2 separate regions of the Homo sapiens genome follow, and region 1 is linked to region 2. A link is an interaction called in ENCODE POLR2A ChIA-PET data of the cell type or tissue named here. Cell type or tissue: PC-3. All regions are shown on one strand.

Evidence for each region. ChIA-PET counts read pairs that join two places held together with the same protein. Peaks named below come from ENCODE experiments on the same cell type or tissue, not always from the same donor. Only the 100,000 strongest peaks of a DNase experiment are listed, where the experiment ranks them.
Region 1: POLR2A ChIA-PET joins it to region 2 with 10 read pairs; 2 of 35 experiments call an interaction of 5 or more read pairs at or near these places.

What each region holds. Positions count from the first base shown.
Region 1 is chr12:910,800-918,799 of GRCh38, reverse strand. WNK1 (WNK lysine deficient protein kinase 1) reads right to left here. Exons shown (of 28, transcript NM_018979.4): 28 at 7,348-8,000. It overlaps RAD52 (RAD52 DNA repair protein), which reads left to right. Exons shown (of 12, transcript NM_134424.4): 8 at 1,980-2,161; 9 at 2,317-2,456; 10 at 4,268-4,369; 11 at 4,679-4,906; 12 at 5,348-7,064. The coding sequence ends at 5,409. Among named protein-coding and RNA genes, the nearest start is that of RAD52, 35 kb to the left of the region's middle. RefSeq lists enhancers at 3,347-3,847, 3,848-4,348, 3,755-4,954. In PC-3, no CTCF peak of the experiment used is centred here; DNase peaks (open chromatin) are centred at 4,299 and 4,639; H3K4me3 peaks cover 1,174 bases; H3K27ac peaks cover 4,972 bases.
Region 2 is chr12:1,571,545-1,579,544 of GRCh38, reverse strand. All of the region lies in intron 1 of FBXL14 (F-box and leucine rich repeat protein 14), which reads left to right. Among named protein-coding and RNA genes, the nearest start is that of FBXL14, 19 kb to the left of the region's middle. In PC-3, no CTCF peak of the experiment used is centred here; a DNase peak (open chromatin) is centred at 3,534; H3K4me3 peaks cover 918 bases; H3K27ac peaks cover 1,261 bases.

The DNA.
Region 1 (8,000 bases), 660 kb after region 2:
TACCGAGAAGGCCCAGCTGTGTTCCTTGCAGTCACTGCCATCCCCTGCCCTCCTTCCCACTCTGAGCAAACCGCTTTTAACAACACAGATTGGCCGGGTGTGGTGGCTCACTCCTGTAATCCCACCACTTGAGAGGCCAAGGAAGAAGGATTGCTTGAGCCCAAGAGTTGGAGACCAGCCAGGACAACATAGTGGGACCCTGTCTGTACGAAATAAAAATAAAAATAAAAATAAAAATTAGCTGGGCCTGGTGGTGGCGCCTGTAGTCCCAGCTGCTTGGGAGGCTGGGCTGGGAGAATCATTTGAGCCTAGGAGGCCCAGGCTGCAGTGAGCTGTGATTACGCCACTGCACTCCAGCCTGGGCCACAGAGCGAGACCCTCTCTCAAAAAACAAAACAAAAAACAAAGAAAGCCACCAATTTGTTTTTATTGTTATGTACTTTTTTGGAATCCTACAGTTTGAACTCTTTGTATCTTACTTGAATTCAGCATGGTTGTGAGATTCATTCATGGTACGAGCAGCAGTTTCATTGCTGTATAATTTTCTTTTGCATGAGTATGTGGCAATTTATTTTTCTAGTCTTTTCTTAGTAGACATTTTGGTTTTTGTAGCTTGTGGCTGTTTCGATTAGAGATGCTGTTAGCATTCTTTTGCTGTACAGTTGCACTCATTTTTGTTGGGAATTATTGGGGGAGAAGATAGGTACGTGTTTAGTTTTAGTAGGTTCTTCCCGTTTTCCTGTATGGTTGTATTAATTCACACCCCACGTGGCATTGCGTAAGTTCCAATTGTTCTGTATCTTTGACAGCACTTGGTATCGCCAGTCTTTCATATTTTTCAAAGCTCGTTTCTTTTTTTTGAGACACAGTCTTGCTCTGTCGCCCAGGCTGGAGTGCGGTGGTGCGATCTCCGCCCACTGCAACCTCTGTCTCCCAGGTTTAAGTGATTCTCCCTGCCTCAGCCTCCCGAGTAGCTGGGATTGTTGGTGTGTGCCACCATGCCCAGCTAATTTTTTTTTTTTTTTTTTTGTATTTTTAGTAGAGACAGGCTGTTACTCAGGAGTTCCTTCGATTTTTTTTTTTTGTATTTTTGTATTTTTGCCATTTTGGCCAGGCTGGTCTTGAACCCCTGGACTCAAGTGATCTGCTTCGGCTTGCCAAAGTGCTGGGATTACAGGCATGAGTCAACGTGCCTGGCCAAAGCTCATTTCTTTTTAAACTACTCATTTATCTTTCAATGTAGACATGAAATCTGCACTATAATTTTCATTTTCAGGTCAAAATGTAATCATCTTAATCCCTCATATTCAAACAATTATTCCATCAGCATCAGTTTTATGAATTGAGAGATGTTTTCCCAAGTAAAAATGTTCTGGATTTCTGTAGGAATCCGTGTGGAAATGAAACCATTTGCCCTGTGCCACGCAGCACAGGACTGTCCCTTCTCATGTTGATGAGATGCAGAGCAGCCCCGTTCTGGAAGATTCCTTGCAGCCTTGGCTGGCAGCCGGCGTCCGTGCCTCCCAAGGGTTCTTCCCTCTGTCGTTTGAAGGGTTCTTCGTGATGCCACAGCGTGCCCGAGGCTCCCTCAGTGACGAGCGCGATTTGCAGGGGTGGCCCTGGCAGAAAGGGTTGGGAAGGTACAGACCTCCACAGAGACTGTGTGTGCTCATTTCCGTGGAAAAAGGACAAGGAGGCAGCAAAGACAGACCCAGCAGCCCAGGAAAGATTCAAATGCGATTTTACAGAACATCTGCCCTAAGTCAAAACCAAAGAAGGATTCCTTTTTATCAAAACTTCACTAACACAGAACATGAAATTGTTTGGCTCCTCCTGCTCATGGAGTTACAGGACCTAGAAGGCGTGATGGATGGAGGATGTCAAATGCGATTTTCCAGGAATCGCAATCTGTGAGTCAGGGAGAAGCAGCGGAGGGCAAGAGCCAGTTGAAGGAATTTGTTTTTCTTCTTTCCTTCTAGTTGCCTCTTGAAGTGGATTTAACTAAAGCGAAGAGACAAGATCTTGAACCGTCTGTGGAGGAGGCAAGATACAACAGCTGCCGACCGAACATGGCCCTGGGACACCCACAGCTGCAGCAGGTGACCTCCCCTTCCAGACCCAGCCATGCTGTGATACCGGCGGACCAGGACTGCAGCTCCCGGTATGCGGCCTAAGTCCCCTCCTTTCCTCTGCGGCCCCTCCTGTGTCACGGGGCTGCCTCCACTCAGGCCTCCAGAGCCAGCCAGCCGTGCGTGTCCTCCCAGCAGCCGCGGCTGTTGCTCAGGAGCCCGTCCTCGCCGCCGCCCTCTCATGCAGAAGCCTGAGCTCATCCGCCGTGGAGAGCGAGGCCACGCACCAGCGGAAGCTCCGGCAGAAGCAGCTGCAGCAGCAGTTCCGGGAGCGGATGGAGAAGCAGCAGGTTCGAGTCTCCACGCCGTCAGCTGAGAAGAGTGAGGGTGAGCGAGGGGTGGGAGCAGGGCCCTGGGAGGCGTCTGCAGGAGGAAGTGTAGCCGCAGGGTCTTCTGATTCTCTGCGGTAACCCTGGGCCGGCTCCAAACCAGGCCTCGCTGGGACTTCTCTCAAGCTACACGCAGGAGAGATGAGCCCAGGAAATTCAGATATTTAAATCTGCTGTACATTTTCCCGTTTCTAAAGACAATGATTTCTTTTTTCCCCCGTGGAACTAAGTGGGCCTTGATAAAATCTTCTAGAATTAGAAATTTCAGGGTAAAGAACTTTTTTTTGCTTCGAATGCTTTGGCCATCTCTACATTAGAAAGCCTTGGCCGGGCACGGTGGCTCATGTCCGTAATCCCAGCACTTTGGGAGGCCAAGGTGGGCGGATCACGTGAGGTCAGGAGTTTGAGACCAGCCTGGCCATCATGGCGAAACCCCGTCTCTATTAAAAATACATAAAAATTAGCCAGGTGTGGTGGTGCATGCCTGTGGTCCCCCCTACTCGGGAGGCTGAGGCAGAATTGCTTGAATCCAGAAGGCAGAGGTTGCAGTGAACCAAGATCGTGCCACTGCACTCCAGCCTGGGCAACAGAGTGAGACCCTGTCTCAAAACAAAAACAAAACAAAAAAAAAACAAGCCTTGTGTTTCTGAGATATCTTCGAATACAAGGCAAAATTGGGATTGAGAATAACGGGAACTTTTGGCAGATTATTTATCAACTTTAGTTTATTTCAGAGTCCAGATTGAGTGGGAATAGTGATACAGATGCCTTCTTTCTTTCTTCTCTGTCTCCCCACCTGTTCTCTCCTGCCCATCCAGCGGTAGGTAGTCCTTACTCAGAGAGTGGAAACAGAGAAAGGGCTTGTCTCAGACCCATCGAGCTTTTGCCCAGTTTTTCCCTACAAATTGTGAAGCAGATTCACAGAGGACTTGCTTCATGGTTGGTTCATTCATATGCCCCTCAGCACCGACAGGCTGAAATTAACATAAAAACCAAAACAGAACCACTTCCTGTCCTGTGGATATCCTTACTGTTGAGTTATTGCAGGTGTTTAGCTTCTTAACCATTGCAGAAGCTCCCGGGTAGATTGTGGAGGAAGCTGCCCTCCAGGCCTTTCCTGCCCCTTGGCAGACAACCCGAGCCATTGTTATTTTAATCCATTTCACACATCAGATTTTGGCTGAAGATTTTGTTTGTTGGTTTGTTTTCAGACAGGGTCTTGCTCTGTCACCCAGCCTGGAGTGCAGTGGCGGGATCAGGGTTCACTGCAGCTTTGACCTTCCTGAGCTCAAGTGATCCTCCTTCCTCAGCCTCCTGAGTGGCTGGGACTACAAGTGCATGCTACCACACCCGCTGATATTTTATTTTTTGTAGAGGTGGCGTCTCGAATTCCTGGTTTCAAGCGATCCTCCCACCTTGGCCTCCCAAAGTGCTGGGGTTACAGGTGTGAGCCACTGTGCCTGGTCAGATTTTAGTTTAAGATTTTGTTTGAGCAAGGGTTATGGCTGTTAACAAGCGAGCCAGACACTGGATTAGATGGCCTGTGAGAAACCTTTTACTTTTGCTGTGAAAGGAGAAAGAAACTTGTTTTTCCCACTGGTGAGAAGAATTCAAACCACAGACAGATCTGTAGGTAGGACTGGGACTCGGGAAGCTGAAGTTCTTTTTACTGGCAGAAGCAGCGCAGCCCTAAGCGGTGTTGTGCTTCGGAGAGTGTTCCCTCTAACAAGAGGGGAGTGGACCCACGCTCTGAAATCCCATGCAGTGATGTGATGATGACTTGTCCTTTCTCTCCTCTGTGAACCGTAGCAGCGCCTCCGGCCCCTCCTGTGACGCACAGCACTCCTGTAACTGTCTCAGAACCACTCCTGGAGAAAGACTTCCTTGCAGGAGTGACTCAAGAATTAATCAGTAAATACCTTGAAATGCTTGTAAGCTACTGTGCTGTATGTTTCTAGTAGCCACAGAATACCTTTTAGGCGACATAAAAATCCTCATTTTCGTGTGGTTTTGTTGAGGGGGTTCTGGCTGATAGCATATGTCCAGTTCCTCTTTGGTCCTAACCAAAGGGAAGTGTACTTTTAGGGGGAGGGGAGAGAAATTCCAAAAACTTTCAGAAGGTACTGAAGACATGGAATTTCTGAGGGCCAGTTTTTCCAGTGCTTTCTGTGAGAATACTTCATTATTTGCTGATGACGCACTTTTCCTTGACCTCTGTAGAGACTCTTGAAGACAACTCTGAAAAGTGGGCTGTGACTCCCGATGCAGGGGATGGTGTGGTCAAGCCCTCGTCTAGAGCAGACCCAGCCCAGACCTCTGACACATTAGCCTTGAACAACCAGATGGTGACCCAGAACAGGACTCCACACAGCGTTTGCCACCAGAAACCACAAGCAAAATCTGGATCTTGGGACCTCCAAACTTATAGCGCTGACCAACGCACAACAGGTAGCAGAGAGGTGTTTAGGCACAAAAATTAAGGGGAGATCCTAGCTTTAATTCTGGGAATTTTTGAGGAAGGATGACATTTCATTTAAAGTTTGATAGAATCGGGAACTTCTATTAGGGAATGGTACTGCAAGTAGAACAGAATTGATTTAAGAGCCAGAACGTTTCCTTTGGGCTCCTGACTTCAGGTGCAGCCCTTTTCAGCTCCTGATAATAGCAGGAAGCGGAAACGACTGCATGGAGAGCTGTCCCTCCCAGCAGCAGGTCTGTCATGAGCACGAGGCCACTTGGTCTAGGAGAATCATCTGCCTTCCTCCTAACAGTAATTCTCATTCTTGGGCTTAGTCTAAATTAGGATCATTAATATAATCCAGAAATCATTAGCTGTCAGTTTATTTTAAAATTATGGCAGCTACATTTAAGCCATTTTGTCTTCCATAGGAAACTGGGAATCTCATAGGAAGAGCCAGGACATGAAGAAAAGGAAATATGATCCATCTTAACTGAGGCTCAGGCCACATAATTGGACTCTGTCACAAAGGGACTTTGGAAAACTACTTTTTGGTCATGAAATTGTTCATCGCTGCTGGAGAATGAACGTCATTGCGATTTATCTTGCTTCATTCTGAACCTTATCAAGAGGATCTGACTGAGAGCCCACTGCAGTTAGAGCTGAGCACTTTTGAAAAGCTTGTCCATCACTCTAGTAGGGAGAGGCTCTGGACAGATGAATACCTTTTCTTCGGCTTGTGAGGCTTCCCACTATTTATTACTGAACTATTATGTTAATGAAGATGGACATTTTAGGAATCACCAATGGCTCCTTGCCCTCAAGCAATATAGGCCAGACTTGGTCCTAAGCACCTGCCTCAGCAATTGTCTACATTCAGTTGTTTTGCATAACGTCTGCCTTCTTTCCTTTACGGTCCATGCCTTTAATGTTGCCCACATTAAGCACTGTGGATCACGACAGGAAAAAGGTTGGAGCAGTGCTTTTCACTACTTTGTATCAATCCAGGCTACAATCTTCATTTAATATAAATAATTTATGGATTTATGACATTACAATCCTGCATTGTTTCAAGACTGACATTTTTTCCTAAGGAAGGAAATAATCATCTAAGACCACGAAAAAAGGCTGTTTTTTGTTTTTTTTTTTTTTTTTTTTTTTGAGACGGGGTCTGGCTGTGTTGCCCTGACTGGAGTTCAGTGGTGCAAACACAGCTCTCTCCACAACCTCTTGGGCCCAAGTGATACTCCCACCTCTGCCTTACAAAATACAGGGATTACTGGTGTGAGCCACTGTGTCTGGCCAGAAAAGGCATTTTTGAGAAAGCAAATCGTATACCTTATTAACAAAATAGAATATATATATATTGCTTATCTGAAATGCTTGAAACCAGAATTGTTTTGCATTTTTTGAATATTTGTATACACATAATGAGACCTTGGGGATGGGACCCAAGTCTGAACGTGGAATTCACCTGTGTTTCGTGTATATGCCTCATACACATAATTTTGTGCATGAAACAGAGTTTTTGTATAAGAAGATACACTGCAGCTGAAGAGGGCTGGGTTTTTTTTTCTCTTAGGGTCGCTGCATAAACTGTTGTATGCCTGGTGCTTTGCGACTTGTCACACGAGGTCACGTGTGGAATTTTCCACTTCTGGCATCACGTCAGTGCTCAGAAATTTTCTGATCTCAGAGCATTTCAATTAGGGATGCTCAAACGCAACTGTTTCTACTTCCCCATTTCAGGTGTGAGATGTAACCCACCTTGACCATAAATTGGCTTTTCATAGTGCTCAGATGTTTCATAATTCTTCCCCCAAAATAATGAAGTTTGCAGTTTAACAACTTTTTTTTTGAGAGGGGGGGTCTGGCTCTGTAGCGCAGGCTGGAGTGCAGCGGTGCCATCTTGACTCATTGCAGCCTCCGCCTGCCAGGATTCAAGCAATTCTCCTGCCTCAGGCTCCCGAGTAGCTGGGATTACAGACACCCACCACGACGCCCGACTAATTTTTGTATTTTTAGTAGAGGAGACGGGGTTTCTCCATGTTGGCCAGGCTGGTCTCAAACTGACCTCAAGTGATCTGCCCACCTCGGCCTCCCAAAGTAAAAAGTACTAGAATTATAGGCATGAGCCATTGCGCCCAGCCAATTTAATAATTTTTTTAGACGTATTATTTTGGGCTGGGCTGTGGCTAATCTTGAAGCAGTGACTTCCTATTTTTTGGCTCAGACCCATTTGGGAAGCTGTGAACCTGAGATAAGGAAGTCTGAAAGTACTAGCCGGCAGCCGACCGTTTCTATTCCTTTCGAAGTTAAGGAGACAGCAAAGGAGCTCCCAGGAATTAGGGATCCAGTTATAAATTGCACTTAACTCAAAATAGTGCCAGTGAGAATGTGAAGGAATCTTCTGGAAATGAAACCCCACAGCTCAACAAAAGCAAGTTTGGTTTATTTGAATGGTTTCATTAAATAAGTCTACAAAGGTAACAAACTGAAGCACAAAGCGCAATCTTACAAGAAGCGCAACACCCAGAGTTAGTGCAAAATGTACAATTAACGGCTGCTGAGAAACCCCCAAAGTTTGAATTTTTATTTTTATTTTTAACAGTGTACATTGTTAAATAATGTAAGGAAAACATTTATAATTCAGAAAGTTTTTAATGTGGAAAAAGATACTCAAAGTGTACTATTAACACAAAAATAATTTAAACAGTTCAGTAGCACTAGTTCATTCCTCTAGGCTTGTTATTTCATACACAGGAGGATGAAATCAACAGTAAATAACACCAGTTCTGACTTTTTTTGTGTATGAGTGAAAAGATGTCAAAATTATTATTAAACCCAAATAACAAATGATAATGTGCTGCATGAGGCTCCACTGCTCCTCTGGTATAAAGTATGTTTCACTCTTGGGTGGCCCCTTTCTCAGCTACTCAGCCCCTTGTTGGTTCTATCCTTACTCTCTCCACAAGAAATACAAGCAGAGAATAAATAAATCATTTTAAAGCAGGGGTGGAAGCCCTTGCCCTTTTCCTTTCTACCTTTTAAAAACCTTCAGCTCTCATTTGCATATTTAGGGCC
Region 2 (8,000 bases):
CACTCCCCTCAAGCGATTCTCCCACCTCAGCCTCTCGAGTAGCTGGGATTACAGGTGTGCGCCATCATGCCCGGCTAATTTTTGTGTTTTAGTAGAGACGGGGTTTCACCATGTTGACCATAGCTGGTCTTGAACTCCTGACCTCAGGTGATCCACCCACCTCAGCCTCCCAAAGTGCTGGGATTACAGGCGTGAGCCACCGTGCCCGGCCCAGATTATTTTTTAAAACCTCTGGTTTTGTTTTCGTCAGTATGATGCCTTATTGATATATTTTTGCTTTACTGACATTTTTGGTTTGCCCTCAGAAGATCCCTAAACAACTGAGAACTGGATAGAGAGAAGCACAAATACTACATTGAAGGTATTATATTTAATACTTAATGCAAAGATCATATTCGTATTTTATGTCGGCTTTCATACTTCTTTTGGGGAGTGTTACAGGAGGAGACCATGTCGTTTCCCTAAAGAAAGCAAGTAGAAGTGTGTTATCTGGAGCCCCCTCCCCAGATAATGACAGGCTCGCTGAGGCACACCTGCTCCTTGTCCCAAAAATGTTGTAAGAGCTTTTCTCCAGGAGTGAAAAAGCTTCACCCGACTTTACATGAAGACGAGCACCTCTAGAAAGGTGAAGGGATAGTCACGAGCAACAAAGCACACAGTGGCATGTCTCTAAAGCAAAGCCCACCGTGGTCTGACTCCTTAAAGGAGGAGGGAACTGTGAGATAAGTTACAGGGAGAGCTGCTCCGAAGCCGCCCCTCATGGACACCCCTCCTGAATCACTGCACAGATGCCTGCTTAGTTCTTTGCTTATCATCGTTATTTTAGTCTTCATCATCATTCTTCAGCTTCTCTGCGCTTTTAACATACCATGTTGGACAAACTATCCATTGTTTTATTTTATTTTAGAGACGGCGTCTTGCTCTGTCACCCAGGCTGGAGTGCAGTGGCGCGATCTCGGCTCACTGCAACCTCTGCCTTCAGGTTCAAGTATTCTCCTGCCTCAGCCTCCCAAGTGGCTGGAATTACAGGCGCCTGTCATCATGCCTGGCTAATTTTTGTATTTTTAGTAGATATGGGGTTTCACCATGTTGACCACACTGGTCTCAAATTCCTGATCTCAGGTGATCCACCCACCTCGGCCTCCCAAAGTGCTGGGAATACAGGTGTGAGCCACCACGCCCAGCCAATATCCATTGTTTTAAAAGTCACTCTTCCTACTAGAAGAGTAAAACAGCATTTTAGAAACAATAATTTGATAAAATAGTAGCAGCAATGCATCTCACGTCTTTCAGGGCCATTGAAAATGTTAGTACTGTGGAATGTAATCATCTTTCAGACTCTCTATTAGAGGTAGCTAAATAATTCAAAAAACAAGATGAACATAATTAGAATTCAGTATAAAATGTGTGCTTTCCCATTAAAGAAAATTTTGTTCAAGGCCTAAAAACAGAAGGAAATTATATCGCAGTTATGAAATGTTACGTCTAAAGTTCATTGTGTCAAACTGGCATACCTAAAATAGGTGGGAAATGCCCCTGAATCCACGGAGAAAAGAAGTATCAGCTTCTCCCAGCCACGCTAGGTGGGGTAACTACAGGGGGCGATGGAGCTTCTCTGCAGTGTTTTTGTTAGCTCCTCTGTTTATGCTCTTGATATCCAAGAGCGTGTCTACCCTGAACTCCTACTCAAATATGTTTAGCCTTTGTTGTATTGCTTCCGATTTCTAAGTGATCCCAGTTCACTCTTTCCCATCATTTTTGGGGCATACTTACCTGTTTCACCTGCCATCTCCATGCCTGGTCACCTGAAGTCAGTGTCTGCAGACCCTGCTTGGGATGGTCTCTGCACTCCTAAGGTGAGCTAGCTCCCTGCTCACCCTGCCCTGCCCTCAACGTCCTCTCGGGCATCTCCCGGCAGCCATGAATGCTCCAGAAGCATTCTAACTCTGCACTCTGTTTCCTCCAGCCTGGGGGCGGGGGCAGGTGAGTGATAATGACCATCACTGTATTTGACTGGCAGTCTTCACACCGCAGGGTTAAAAAATTATTTTTACTAAAATATGCCTGCCTATTCAAGGCTGCTCTTTAAAATAATACATAAGTCCTTTTTTTTTTTTAAATCCTTATTTAAAATTCCTCCAGAATAGGACAACTAGATGACAAGGCAAAGAGGAGCTCTTGAATCTTCACCTGACCCCACTGCCCTCCCCCGAGGAGGGGCTACATCCTTTGGCCCCAACTCCAGAGTTCCAACAGCAGTGAGGTGGCAAGTGCCCCACGCTCAGCGCGGCTAGGAGACTCTTGCTCTCGATTTGTATACGATCATGAAATGAAGCATCTGTCCACACAGGGCAGGCCCCCAGAGGGCCTATGGTGAGCAGGCAGTATCAAGATTCTCTCTTCCCTGGCCTCCTGCTTAAGCATTGCTAGAAGTTTCTTCCCGGGAAGGATGAGGAGTTTATCCAGGCAGCGCTGACAGCCAACGGCAGGACTGATAAAGCCTGTGGCTGGCTTTATCAGTAACACAGCTAAGACGACTTTAAGAGCCCATAAAAATGCTAACAAATATTCCTGCTGACCAACGCATTGCAGCAGTTTCACAATCACAAAATCCTGCCGGTTTATTGGGATTAATTACTAACTAATAGTTAAAATGCTAAAGTTTATGAATGACTTTAAAAAAATACAAATTAGTGTGGATTCAGGGCTATCTTTCACTTAGTAAATATTTATTTGGCAGCTTTTACAGGCCGAGTCCCCCGCCAAGGGCTGGGGCGACAGAGCACCATCTCCCACTTACGCGTATGGAGGTCTGCTTTCTTGAGTGGGAGAGAAAGAAGTGGGGTTTTACTGGGAACTGCGCCCAACCCACAGCCTGATTTATCTGTGCCGCAGCCTGCAATCTAGATAGGCCCCATGGGAGTGCGTCTCGTGTATTTTAGGGGGAAAATAGTTGGGAATTGCTGCTTTACAGAGCTGGGCTTCAGATTCTTGGCGCAGAAGGGAGCCAGCCAGTCCAGATAAGGAGCGGGAACTGAGGTTAACATGTATTCAAGACTGAATTCCTTCTCAGTCCCCGAGCAGTAGCTCCAGAGGGTGACAGCCTCTGCATTACTGCCCTCGTGGTCTCTCCCCACCTTCTTGAAGCTGCCCTCGATGTCAGTTTCAACCTATTTTACTGGTACAGAAATATGGAGGAGTGAGGGGCCAACCCAGCACTCAGTGACTGACACTGCCGGCCCCCACGCTGTCCACCCCACCACGGGCACTGCCACCCTGCCTTCTGCTCTGGTCGGTTTAGTCTGTAGAGACGTTATCAGCATAGCACAAGCTAAAAGGTCCCCCAGGGAGGCCAAACCAAATCAGGTCCTTGATTTAAATGACGATTTAAATCACTCCCTGCTTCATCTGCAGTAATTTTGTTTTATTAGATAAAGCGTTTGTGGGAAGAAAAGGAAATATTTAAGGTTTCCTCCCGCTGTCGTAGGCTAGTTAAGTGTAAACAGAAAAAACCTGTTGGGCTGTGCTGAGGCATTGCACACAATTTGTCATGTGCATCTCCATGAGGACAAAAACACACATCCAGGCAGGCTTCCTCAGCAAGAGAAGTGCCTCTGAGCATTTCCTCAGGACAGGACCTTTCTACTGAAGATCCTGCGGAGGGAGGAAGTTCAGAGTTCATGCCAAACCTGACCCCAGGATCCAGGCAAAGACGGTTCCCTAAGGACACTACCACAGAGACAGTGACCCTCTCATGACGCTTCCTCAAACATGATTGCACACACTCCACACTATTTTCCTACCGAGAAACCACCAGGTGCCTTCCTAAGCTCCCACGCCTGTTGGCTGCAGATCCTGACCCACAGCATGGGCAGAAGCCAACAGCAACCTCCTGCGGCAAGGATCCCAGTGTGCTTGGAGCTGGAGAGGGCCGATTCGGAGGATCCCAGAGTCCTACAGGGGCTTCAGACAGGAGATTCCGAGGGGGAGTAGAGCTGTGAGCACAGGGTATCACTGACCAGTGAGGAAGAGGGTGTTTTCCCCACGGGATCCCGAACGGCACAGTGTCAGTGTCTGCTCAAGGAACCATTAACCCCAGGGATGCAAAAGATCTACTACTTATGGCTGGAATACGGAATATTCAAAACCAGATGGACAGTTAGGTCGATAGATAAGACAGATAGATAAGATTAGAGAAATAAGATAGATTACATTGATAGAGATAGATTTAGACAGACACAAATACTTTCTTTTTGTTCAACTGTTAATCATCCAAACTACTTTTATCTCAAAATGAAATACAGCAAACCCAGTGAGCAAAGGAGGATGGAGCTGTAGGGGATCTTTATTTTTATTTAAATAGAAGTTTTTTCTCCCTTGGGGTTTTGTTTATCTGTCCATACACATCCATAGAAAAATATTATTCTTAGAGTCCTGAGGCTGTTCACATTTGTTTGCACAGACTTTAAAGGGCAAATAAAAGACAAGCAGAGATATTTTTCAGACATACTGTTGTACTTAGATGATGTGTTTAGATCCCTCCTTCTAGTTCAGGAGCAATTTGTTCATTCATTACTGTCCAAAAAGTACTTTCAAAATATTCTACTAAATTTATCAAAGATAATTTTTTTTTTTAAAAAAAGCTCCTAACTTCTCAAATAAACTCGTACCAAATCCTTTCCAATAGCCACAGTAATACTCACATGACACTGAAATGACCCTCAGGACACCAGGGGCTGTGACAAGAGTAAGTCCCCAGAGTAAGGCGGGATTCTGCTGGCATGGCCCGCTCCCACAGCCTCCTGCCCACATCCAGCTGTTCAAGCAGGCACGAGGCAGGACTGCGAAGCTTCCTGAGGTTCTTGAACACTGAGGATCTGGAGCATTTGAGAACTTGAACTTCAGATCCCTCAAAAGAAGGTTCTGCAAACTTTCTGGCTACTTAGCAGGGTGGCCTTTACCAGCACTCAGTTGCTATCCTTGTCCCTGCCTCCCGAGGTGCCTCCACTGCTGCCAGCCTCCCCCACCCCAGCCTCCATCCACACCGCTGCTGCCAGCCTCCCCTCACCCCAGCCTCCACCCACACGGCTGCCACCAGCCTCCCCTCACCCCAGGCTCCACCCACACCACTGCCGCCAGCCTCCCCCACCCCAGCCTCCATCCACACCGCTGCCACCAGCCTCCTCTCACCCCAGCCTCCACCCACATGGCTGTTCCTCCAGGTAAGCTCTCTGGATGACCCACAGGAGAATCACTGGGGCGCTGGCGAAAACTGCATTTTTCAGGGGGCAGGTTTCATCATCTCTGTATTCTATCCCCAGAGATTTCATCCTAAAAATGTCATAGGATCGTATGACTATCTTGTTTCAAAGTCTCCACTCACTTCCTGTTTCATAAAGAACAAAGTCCTAACCCCATTACAGTGGTCCCAATTACACCCCAAGCTACATCTCCTGCCAGTTCTCATCCTCCTGAATCGCAGCCTCTTATTCTGGTCACACACAACCATTTCACTCTTTTTTTTTTTTTTCTTTTTTTTGAGACGGAGTTTCGCTCTTGTTGCCCAGGCTGGAGTGCAATGGTGCGATCTCAGCTCACCAAAACCTCCACCTCCCAGGTTCAAGCGATTCTCCTGCCTCAGCTTCCTGAGTAGCTGGGATTACAGGCATGCGCCACCACGCCCAGCTAATTGTGTTATTTGTAGTAGAGACAAGGTTTCTCCATGTTGGTCAGGCTGGTCTCAAACTCTTGACCTCAGGTGATCCGCCCGCCTTGGCCTCCCAAAGTGTTGGGATTACAGGTGTGAGCCACCAGGCCCGGCCTCATTTCACTCTTCTGTGCACTTATGTATGTTGTACCCATGGACATAGAATGTTCTTCCCTCTCTGTTTGACTGGAGAACTCTTCCTCACCCTTTAAGTCCTGGCTTGAATGAACACTGTGCAGCCTCCCATTGCTATCTCTGTGCCCCTCAGCTGCCTGAGCCTCCGGTATCGGCACTTCTGGCCCCGCAATGTTACATCCTCTTTACATCACTGCTGTCCCTAGAAGGACCCCCTAGTCGTGCGTGGCTGGGGTGGCATTCAGCTGACAAGGTTGAACGTATGTGCTGAGCTTCTACGAGGCACCCTGTCCTGTGATAGGGGCTGAGGATACAGCAAAGAACAGACCTTAGTTCCAGCCTAACAAAGCTTACAGTATTGTGGAGAAGACAGACAAAAAATGTAACACCAGATACTAACGTAACCCAAATCAGGAGGCCCTGACCTGGTCTAGGGGTCAGAGAATGCCTCCCAGACAGTACTGGCATTTACCTTTGCATTTCTAGCACAGCGCCTTGCACTCTGGAAGGCTCTGAGTCAGTTTTCTTAGGTGAAGTGTCACTCAAATGCTAAAGACCCTCAAATATTCAGCCCAGACCCCTGGACCCACAGACCCAACTATTAGACATCTCTTACTAGTGTATCCCACAGACATAGGAGCCCAAAATTAAACATATTTCCTCCTAAATCACTCTACCTACCCAGATTTACGGCCTCCATAAAAGGCACTGCCTGGCTGACCACACAATCAGCCTGGAAGTTATGAATAACTCTTCTCTCTCTTATTACATCCTGTGCCCAAAGGATTGTCCCAGCTCTGTTGATTCCGCCTTCTGGATTCTGACCGCATTATTTCCTCTCCATCCCCCCTCCACCGCCACTGCCCTAAGTCAGTCCTCATCACTTCTCATTTTGACCATTTTGACCCAGGTCCCAGGAGTGATTTTTCTAATGTACAAATCTGATTCTATCACTTCCCGGTCACAATCTCCAGTGGGCTCCTTCTTGCCAATAGGTTAAAATCTAAATTCTGCTGCACGCTGTCCGGGATCCTCGATAACCTGGCCCTGCCTTCCTCTCCACTGCCCCCCCGCTTCCCCGACCTGTATGTGCGTCAGGACTGAACCTCTGCAGTCACGATTTCTCCAATGATAGACCACGGCCTCTCTGGGAATGGGGCGGGCCCCCTGGACCTGGGTCTACTAGCATATGGACTCAGACCTAAAGATCAGGGTGCCTGGTGCATCTTACTTGGTAACAAAAAAAGCCAAATCAAAATGTTCTTGTGTTGAAAGGGGCACATTATCTGCACTAAAACATACCCTGCATCCAGTTGCAAACGTACAGTAGGAAACTCTTGGGAGCCAAGAAGTGTCCTGTATTGTGACTGTGGTGCTGGTTTCATGGGGTTATGCATCTGTCAAAACACACCGTATCGTGCACTTTGAGTGCAGTTTGTTGTACATAAATTATACCTCATAAAGTTATTTAAAAAGTTCCCTCTGTCAACACTAGCTTGCATGGATTGTCATACTGTCACCTAAAATGCTCTATCCTTGCCTATCTGCATGTAAATCCTACTTTTTTTTTCACTGCCCCCAAAGCCTTTCCTGACTCCCCCACGTAAACGTGACTGCCACTTCTCTTGTTTCTCATAGTTTCAGTCATCCCTCCCCATCCTTGGTGGTGAAGCCTCCTAATTCCCTTGGTGGGAATTTGTAGTTAAGGAACTTAACACTTCATAGAAATAACAGGCTATGGGTGGTGAGGTCTCCAGGGACTAGAGCACAGAACTGTCTTCATTCTGGTACTCCCTGCACCCAGGAAAGTGCTGGGTATAGAGTAGGTGTTCAATCAATATTTGAGGAACAAGGAGATGGGAAGATCTGGAGTTGATACACTCAGTACATTAGGCTTAGCTGATTCTTACTTGAGGAAGACAGACTGAGCTATTAGTAGTGACTTCAAATGGGATAGGGACAATCTTGCAGTAACCTTGCTGGTGAGAAATCTAGGAAAACCCCAGCATCTGTTAAAAAGTCGCTCTTTGATAACTGCTGTGTCCCCGTCCCAAGGTAATCATTTTAAAGTCAAATAAAAAACATGTATGATTTGGATATTTCAAGTCTCTTTTTCAAAAGCACTATCTCTGTTTATGAAACTGATGAGCTGTGTTGC